Linked DNA regions of Homo sapiens: regions 2 and 3 are each linked to region 1. The links are chromatin contacts, found by Hi-C or POLR2A ChIA-PET in ENCODE. All regions are on one chromosome and are shown on one strand. Each heading gives the region's core, a stretch centred on a gene start or an enhancer-like site at or near the end of the contact. The rest is flanking DNA. Distances are from core to core; before and after follow the strand shown. Region 1 holds the start of LINC02634 (long intergenic non-protein coding RNA 2634). Region 2 has its middle 7.6 kb from the start of MIR4683. Region 3 overlaps CCNY (cyclin Y).

The links. Hi-C counts contacts between places; a loop is a spot of excess contacts on that map. ChIA-PET counts read pairs that join two places held with the same protein, here RNA polymerase II (POLR2A). Pooled maps may share reads with other maps.
Region 2: a map of dorsolateral prefrontal cortex shows a loop between it and region 1 (2.4-fold over the local background). The contact joins the enhancer-like site here to the promoter of LINC02634 in region 1. A Hi-C loop is called at or near these places in 6 of 168 maps with a recorded cell type or tissue (CD4-positive, alpha-beta T cell, PC-9, dorsolateral prefrontal cortex and 2 more) and 15 of 50 pooled maps. POLR2A ChIA-PET finds 5 or more read pairs at or near these places in 1 of 52 experiments (GM12878).
Region 3: a loop to region 1 is called in a map of heart right ventricle, with 4 times the contacts of the local background. The contact joins the enhancer-like site here to the promoter of LINC02634 in region 1. A Hi-C loop is called at or near these places in 45 of 168 maps with a recorded cell type or tissue (A673, B cell, CD4-positive, alpha-beta T cell and 32 more), 25 of 37 single-sample maps with no recorded cell type and 41 of 50 pooled maps. POLR2A ChIA-PET finds 5 or more read pairs at or near these places in 3 of 52 experiments (AG04449, PC-3 and endothelial cell of umbilical vein).

The regions. Positions count from the first base shown.
Region 1 is chr10:35,243,140-35,246,086 of GRCh38, reverse strand. It overlaps LINC02634 (long intergenic non-protein coding RNA 2634), which reads left to right and starts at 1,408. Exons shown (of 3, transcript XR_930819.3): 1 at 1,408-1,472.
Region 2 is chr10:35,632,176-35,635,122 of GRCh38, reverse strand. No RefSeq gene overlaps it. Among named protein-coding and RNA genes, the nearest start is that of MIR4683, 7.6 kb to the left of the region's middle. Within about 2 kb of position 1,407, at least 2 of the 41 ENCODE cell types and tissues checked have a DNase peak (open chromatin) inside an H3K27ac peak, as active enhancers do.
Region 3 is chr10:35,560,442-35,563,388 of GRCh38, reverse strand. All of the region lies in intron 8 of CCNY (cyclin Y), which reads right to left. Among named protein-coding and RNA genes, the nearest start is that of GJD4, 43 kb to the left of the region's middle. Within about 2 kb of position 1,533, at least 4 of the 41 ENCODE cell types and tissues checked have a DNase peak (open chromatin) inside an H3K27ac peak, as active enhancers do; they include dorsolateral prefrontal cortex, gastrocnemius medialis and heart right ventricle, where a contact is called at or near this core.

The sequences.
Region 1 (2,947 bases), core at 159-2,658:
TCGCAAGATCGGGTTGTTTTAAAGTGCATGGCAACTCCCCTTTCTCGCTCTTGCTCCTCCGGCCATGTAACCTGTGGGCTCCCCCTTCCCCTTCCGCCATGATTGTAAGTTTCCTGAGGCCTCTCCAGAAGCCGAGCAGATGATAGAATCATGCTTTCTGTATAACCTGTGGAACCATAAGCCAATTAAACCTCTTTTCTTTATAAATTACTCAGTCTCAAGTATGTATTTATAACAGTTCAAGAATGAACAATACGGGAGTGTATCCATATGATTCATTATTGTATATGGAAGCAGTAACATCCCACTAATGGGGCATCATAGAGAAGGGATACATCCCCTATAAGTGACATTTCTGGATAAATGAAAATGACCACCAGTCCTTTGGAAATTTCGCTTTTTTTTTTTTTTTTTTTTTTGAGACAGAGCCTCGCACTGTCAGCCGGGCTGGAGTGCAGTGGCGCGATCTCGGCTCACTGCAGTCTCCACCTCCCAGGTTCAAGCGATTCTCCTGCCTCAGCCTCCCAAGTCGCTGGGATTACAGGCACCCGCCACCACGCCTGGCTAACATTTTGTATTTTTTTTCAGTAGAGACGGGGTTTCACTATGCTGGCCAGGCTAGTGTTGAACGCCTGACCTCATGATCCACCTGCCTCACCCTCCCAAATTGCTGGGATTACAGGCGTGAGCCACTGCATCCGGCTGAAAATTTCACCATATTTGTTAGAAGTCTTAGTTTTTTAAACAACAAAATTAAGTATGACAATACTTACATAATTGAGAATCAATGAATGTCTTTCTGAAATAGATAGATGCCTGCCTCCTTGTACAGTGAAAAAACAACATAACTTTTTTCATGGCATCTCCAGAACACCACTGAAAGCATCGTGATTGAATATCGTAATAATCTAGTACTAATTTTGCTTCTTGGAATTCTTGTCTCTCAGTAGTAGATTGCCAGATGATACTTTGTCCTGTTGTTTTACCTGCTAACACCTCCTAATGTCCTGCTGCTCCTCGGCACCACACCTAGAAACCAGATCACCAAACTTAGGAGTTAGAAACATGCTCGTGCATGGTGGGAGAAAATGTAAAATGGTGCAGCCATTATGGAAAACAGTATGGAAGGTCTTCAAAAAGTTAAAAATGGAATTACCACATGATTCAGCAATGACACCCCTGGATATAAAACCCCCCACCCATCAAAAAAATTGAAAGGAAGATCTTCAGCATTTGAACATCTATTTTCATATAACATTATTCACAATAGCCAAAAGATGGACACAGCCCAAGTGTCTATCAATGGACGAATGGATAAAGAAAAGGTGATATATCCATGCAGTGGAATATTACTCAGCCTTGAAAAGGAAGGAAATTCTGACATGCCACATGGATGAACCTTGAGAATACTATGCTATGTGAAATAAGCCAGTCACAAAAGGACACATGCTGTGTAATTACACTGATATGAGGTACCTCGAGTTCTCTATCTTCATAGAGATAGAAAGTAGAAGGTGGTTTCTGGGGACTGAAGGGAGGAAAAGTGGAGCATTGTTGTTTAATGGGTATAGAGATTCAGTATTGCAAGACAAACTAAACTGTACACTTAAAAATGGTTAAGATGTTGGCTGGGCGCGGTAGCTCACACCTGTAATCCCAGCACTTTGGGAGGTCAAGGTGGGTGGATCGCTTGAGCTCGGGAGTTCAAGACTAGCCTGGCCAACATAGCAAAACCCCGTCTCTACTAAAAATACAAAAATTAGCCGGGCATAGTAGCATGTGCATGTAGTCCCAGCTACTTGGGGGGCTGAGGTGGGAGGATCACTTGAACTCGGGAAGTGGAGACTGGTAAGCTGAGATTGCCCCACTGCACTGCAGTCTGGGTGACCGTGAGACCTTGTCTCAAAAAACAAATAAACAAACGAAAAAACAACAAAAAAATGTTAAATTTTAAGATGTTAAATTTTATGCTATGTGTATATTGCCACAATTAAACATAAATTTTGAAAAATGAGTTAGCATGCATTAATTCATTCAAAAAACATTTATTTTGCATTTATTATATATCAGACTCTGTTCTTGGTGGCAGGGATGAAGGGCTGAACAAAACAAAGTTTTGGCTTTCATAGAACTTGCATCCTAGTATATAGTATATAATAGCAGACATAGTTTTGCTGTCCACCCAATCAAGTGCATCATTTCAGGTTATTGGTTTTCATAAAATAAATGTATTACCCAGAAAATCTGCAACTTGACCTATTTCAATGATGAATATATCTGAAGTTTAAATATCTTAATTCTAAAAGAGCATAATGATTACAATGTTTTAAGTCAGGCCAGGCATGGTGGCTCACAACTGTAATCCCAGTGCTTTGAGAGGCTAAGGCAGGAAGGTTGCTTGAGCCCAGGAGTTGGAGGGTACAGTAAGCTATGATCATGTCACTGCACTCCAGCCTGGGTGACAGAGCGAGACTCTGTCTCTAAACAATAACAAATAAATTTTAAATATTGATCTATCTCTAATATCTTTGGATGTGGTTTTGTTGTTGTTGTTGCTTGTTTGTTTTGAGACAGAGTCTCGCTCTGTCACCCAGGCTGGGGTGCAGTGACGCAATCTTGGCTCACTGCAGCTTCTGCCTCCCAGGTTCAAGTGATTCTCTTGTCTCAGTCTCCTGAGTAGCTGGGATTACAGGCATGCACCACCATGCCCGGCTAATTTTTTTTTTTTCTGAGATGGAGTTTCGCTCTGTCGCCCAGGCTGGAGTGCAGTGGCGCGATCTCGGCTCACTGCAAGCTCTGCCTCCCAGGTTCATGCCATTCTCCTGCCTCAGCCTCCCAAGTAGCTGGGACTACAGGCGCCCGCCACCACGCCTAACTAATTGTTTTTGTATTTTTGGTAGAGACGGGGTTTAACCGTGTTAGCCAGGATGGTCTCGATCTCCTGACC
Region 2 (2,947 bases), core at 158-2,657, 390 kb before region 1:
AGCAAGACGCAGGCCATCTCGTTTTACCTAGCCAGGTGTTCATGGAAACACACCAAGGAGTAGAAACTTCGCTGGAAAACAAGGTCGGTGAGCATCTGCGTTGGAATGCTGGAGCCCTCGGGAAGGAAGATGACACAGCACTGAGATGTAGGAAGAACAGGATCTTAAAGAAGGATGAGCAGGACCAGGACCGGTGGCTCACGCCTGTAGTCCCACCACTTTGGGAGGACGAGGCAGGCGGATCACCTGAGGTCAGGAGTTTGAGACCAGCATGGCCAACATGGTGAAACTCTGTCTCTACTAAAAATACAAAAATTAGCTGGATGTGGTGGCTGGCACCTGTAATCCCAGCTACTCAGGAGGCTGAGGCAGGTGAATCGCTTGATCCAGGAGGCGGAGGCTACAGTGAGCTGAGATCACACCACTGCACTCCAGCCTGGATGACAGAGCAAGACTTTGCCAAAAAAAAAAAGGGATGAGCAGAGAAATGAGGTTTCTGAGGACTGGAATGTCTAGTGGGGATAGGAGGGAAGGAGGAGACTGTGACCAAGGACCACATAAGATCTTGGAGGACTTACAGAGTTCAGAGGCCTCAGGGGCAAGAATCTTGCTGCCCATGAACAAGGAGCAGGGGCAAGAACCTGTGGCATTAGGGAAATGTGGAATCTCAGATCTCTCTTACTGAATCAGAAACTGCATTTTAACAAGATCCCCAAGCTTCACAGGCACACCGAAGGGTAGGAAGTTCTAGCACACCATCCCACATTTCACTGGTTAGAAAACAAGCCCAAAACAACTGTGCTTACTGAACATCACACAGTCAGGAGCACAGCTGGGCCTAGAAGCCACTAAGCCTACTTGTCACTCCTGTCTCTGTAGATCTTTTCCAGCAGTCCCACTCTTCTGTGTAGACCTCTGAGGCCACCACAAGGTGCATTCAGGCTGGGTGTGGTGGCTCACATCTGTAATCCCAACACTTTGGGAGGCCGAGATAGGAGGATCACTAGAGGCCAGGAGTTCTAGACCAGCTTGGGTAATATAATGAGACTCCATCGCTATAAAAAAATAAAAAGCCAGGTGTGGTAATGCATGCCTGTAGTCCCTTGGGAGACTGAGACAGAAGGATCGCTTGAGTCCAAGAGTTCAAGCCTGCAGTAAGCTATGAATCTGCTACTGCACTCCAGCATGAGCAATAGAGAAAGAGTCTATCTCAAAAAAAAAAAAAAAAATGCATTCATAGCTGATACAGCAACTTACCAGGGCTGTGTTTACCTGGTTACAGAATCATAGCAGAGTTCTCTCACAGTTTGGTGGTGGCCTACACAGGAAATGTGAACGCCCATCCTTCAGAGACAAGAGGAGCACTGTGGAAAGGCTTGCCTCTTGGGATCCTGGCCAACTTAGGCCAGCTCACCTGCCTTTTGCCTTCTACAGCCACCGTGTTCCAATAAATTCCACATTTAAGAGTCTGTGTTCTAGCTTAGTGAGAAGGCACAGTGACTGGGAGTAATATGGTTTGGTTCTGTGTCCCCACCCTAATCTCGTTTTGAATTGTAATCCCCACATGTCAAGGGAGGAACCTAGTGGGGGGTGACTGGATTATGGGGACGGATTCCCCCCCTTGATGTTCCGATAGTGAGTGAGTTTTCAAGTGGTCTTGTTTGGTAAGTGTCTGGCACTTCCCTCTTTCTCTCTTTCGCTCTCCTGTGACTGTGTAAGATGTGTCTGCTTCCCCTTCACCTTCCACCATGATTGTAAGTTTCCTGAGGCTTCCCCAGCCACGCGGAGCTGTGAGCCAATTACTCCTCTTTCCTTTGTCAATGACCCTGTCTCAGGGAGTATCTTTATAGCAGTGTGAGAGAGGACTAATCCTCTATTAGTCAGATGGGCTTCTGTTACTGATTGAGTTCACATGGGGAGAGGGGCCAAATGTGGAACGTGTTGGCCCTGGCTGGCAGAGGCCTGAGGGCCTTTCAGGGAGAGCCTGGCCTCGGCCAGGCAGAAGGAGAAACAGCAGAACCACTGTGCCGTGAAGGCCAGTGCAGGGATCAGGGAGAGAAAAGGGCTTAGGGAACCCAAGAGAGCGTCCCAGAAATCTCTGCAATGACAGAGCAACCTGAGGAAGAGCTTGACTGGCCCAGCAGACTCATGCTGCAGGCTGTGCCCGGGAGGGGGCCAAGAGCATGGGTGGCAGCTGAAAAGGTCAGCCAGTAGCCAGAGAAAGGTGGAAGGAAGGAATTGCCCCAGGACAAAAGGCAAAGTTAGGATCAATGTTAGTGAAACAACCCAAGTTGGATAGCTTTCCGAATCTGGGGCACAGCCATTCTTCACAGGGGACAAACGCATGCTTTTATAGCACCATGTTTATCATGCAGGTGAATCATACACTGATTTAAATTAGAAAACCAATTTCTAATATTTTCACCCCTAACAAGCCCATTTTTAATTAACTAGCACTCCAGCAGTAGTTCTTACCATGCTTACATGTTAAAAGCACTTGGGGTATGTTTTTGTTTTTTTTTTATCATTACCAATGCCCATGTTGCACCCCAAACCAACAGAATCAGAATTTTGGGGGGTGCCAGCTGAGAATTCAAAGTTTTCTAAAACTTCCCCAGGCAATTCCCATGTGCCGCCAGAGTTGAAAACCAGTGAATGTAACTGAATGTGGTATTATCATCCAAAGTGAAATATATGCAGATACAGATCTGGATATGTAGATGTATTTATAGATATATAAATCTGTAGATCTGTAGACATATAGATCTATATAGATATATAGAAATAGAAATTAGCTAAGCAAACTAGCTATTGTCATCTAACTTGACTAAACAAAAGCAGTTATTTTTTTCTTTTTGTCACCCTGAGAGGTATTTGGGAGATGACAGGAGTGCCCTCACCTGGCCCCAAGAAAGAACTTCTCAGTACACAGTTTTTGATAACTGTT
Region 3 (2,947 bases), core at 284-2,783, 320 kb before region 1:
GACACCATGGTTCCAGATGGAGGCAGACACTACGAGCAAAGTCAAGAGGAAGCTGCTTTTGAACAAGGCGGTATTTTCCCAGGGTTCCCTGGAAAACAGAACAACCTTCTCCAAGCTTGAGTTTCTGGTTAAGCTTTGGGAAAATAGATTTTAGAGCTGTTGTATTTTCAAAAAATGAATTTTTTTCTAAAGATTTAGAAAATAAAAATAATTTCCAAAACTTGAATTTCCAAACTGCAGCAGCACATCTTTTACAGGGACACTGACAGCTTGCTATGTGATAAATTATCAGAAAACTAACGTGATGCCAAGAATGGGCCTGATGGATTTACTATCTGCATTTAGATAACTATGAAGAAACAGTTTTGGTGTAAAACGTTGTAAGAAATATATTCAAGTCGACCAACAAAAACCACATTTCAGAAATATTTGTCACACTAGATCAACACTGTATAAAAACCCAATTTGGTACAATTCAGCAACTTGAAAATAGAACTCTAAAATGATGTTAAAAAGAGCTGTTTTAATCATCTAATATGCTGCCTACTTTTCTAGAAACTAGGGTCACTTCCCAAAAGAAGGAGAAACAAAGTCTTGAAAAGGTATCTGCATAGCCACACTTACAGCCTCCACTTACTAGCCCAATGTGGAGGTAACCCAAGTGTCCATGGGTGGATGAGTGGATAAACAAAATGGGACACAGACCCCCAGTGAAGTATTATACAGCCCTAAAAAGAAAGGAAATTCAGACACACTACAACATGGATCAACCCTGAGGACATTATTGGCAAGTGAAATATGCTGGACACAGAAGGACACAGACTGTATGATCCCACTTGTGTGAGGTCCTGAAAGTAGTGAAGTTCACAGAGACAAAAAGTAGGACAGTGATCACCAGGAGCTGGAGGAAGGAGGAATGGCAAGTTAGTGTTTAACAGGGGGAGAGTTTCAGTTTGCGAAAATGAAGGGTTCTAGAGATGGATGGTGGTAATGGTTGCACAACAATGTAAATGTACTTAGTGCTACAGAAATGTATACTTAAAAATGGCTACAATCATAAATTTCATGCTACATACATTTTACTACAATTTAAAAACAAAACACCACCAGAAACCAGGTATCTACAGAGGAACTGAAGTTCTTTCTCTGTGACCTTCTGTGCCATGCAATGCTTGGACAAGTCACTTGATTTCTCCTTATTTGGATTTGTCTACACATGAAAATGACATTTACGGGAACAGTGCAAAACAAAAACAAGAAACAGACAAACCTCGAGGTGTAATTTTTTTTAACAGTATTTTTGCCTACAGAACTCTGCATGGTGAAATTTCACTGTCCTTTCCCCATCCACAGCGGTTGCCACTTCTTGCTCTAAGCTGGCCTGTGATGCTGTGACCACTGATTGTTGGTGAGAGTGGGAGAAAGGCTGGCCCTTGGCCCCATCTTCCCACATGAGGTCTGCCTGAAGCTAACATCTGACTGGTGCTGGTGACTATCCACATGGCCTGGTGCCCTGACTATTCTGCCTGCAAGTCTCAGTGACACTCGTCGTACAGTGTTCTTCAGCCTGCGCCCACAGATACGCAGCTGCACAGTCAGCTGCCTTCCAAGCCAGAACCCCTCTGTCCAAAGGTACATGGGGAGACTCCCAGTCAAGTTCTCACTGTTGGATAATTCTTGAGCAGGAGATTAGCCTATGGTCAAAAATACCAGGAAGGTCACTTCAGGAAGCTGGGACACAGGAGGCCAGGAAGAAGGGTACCTAGAAGAACAAGCACTACCAAAAACCCCATTTGAAAAGGTTTCCAGCTGAAACCTGTGAGCCCTCTCCCTGCTCAGGAGCTCCAAGGGAGAGCTCGGGTTGTTTGCCTCTGCCAGGAAACTGAGACCAGCTAACCACAGATTAACACACTGCTAAATGGCAAAAAGTTTAAAACAACGCGTACAGTATGGGCCCAGTTTTGTAAAAATAAAATCTATGTAAACACTGGGAAGTTCTATATAATAAAAATGTTAGCAATATTCTTTCTGAGTGATGGGATTATAGAAAAATGCAGCAGGGCAGCCCTTGATAGGATGGAGCCCACCCCAGGATATCTGAGACTTCTCCTGCCCAAACGCCTCCCACCCCACCCTCAGGCCCAAGCCACTGACTCTTTTCCCACTTGGGGATGAAAAAGAGGATTCTAGGATCTTGGGGACTTCCACAGCGTGCCAAGAAGGACAAGCTCCTGGCACGCACCTCCCTCATTCTGGGACACCCAAGTGGGATTTGTGGAAGGAACCCATTGTTCATCTAAGGTACTGCAGGTAGGGAGTGCAGCTTGGGTGGCTGTCCAGGCCCCTGTTCTACAGGCTGTGTCATCTCAGCTCTATTCCTGAAGTTATGCTGGGAAAACTCACCGGCAGTGCCTCTGCTCATCTTTACCTTGGTGCAGGGCCCCCAGCTTCCAGTGAGCCTTGTGCTACCTCCTCTCCCCATAAAGGGCTACCGAGGAGTCATGATTTTCCCTCAGCCATTCAGCTGAGTGATGTCCAATTCCACCAATTCCTGGGCTCACACGGTTTTACTGGGAAAGACTGAATGAAGTATTCATTTCTAAAAATTCTAATAGTAAATCTATTTTACTGTGCAGGTGCCACAAAATCACTTGGAGCCTCTAGCTCCACCAGCATCTATGTCCACAGATATCTCCAGCAGCTCCTAGAATGTAGATTTCATTCCTTCTTTTAATAAAGTTTACAGGGTGTATTAGTTTGCAAGAGCTGCTGTAATGAAAATGCTAGGGGCTTAAACAACGGGAATTTTTTCCCCACAGTTTGTGGCTGTAAGTCCAAGCTGTCAGCAGACTGGTATCTCCTGAGGCTGCTCTCCGTAGCTTGCAGGTGGCTGTCTGAGTCTCACATGCTCATCCTTCTGTCTGTTCCCTGTGTTCTGATCTCTTCT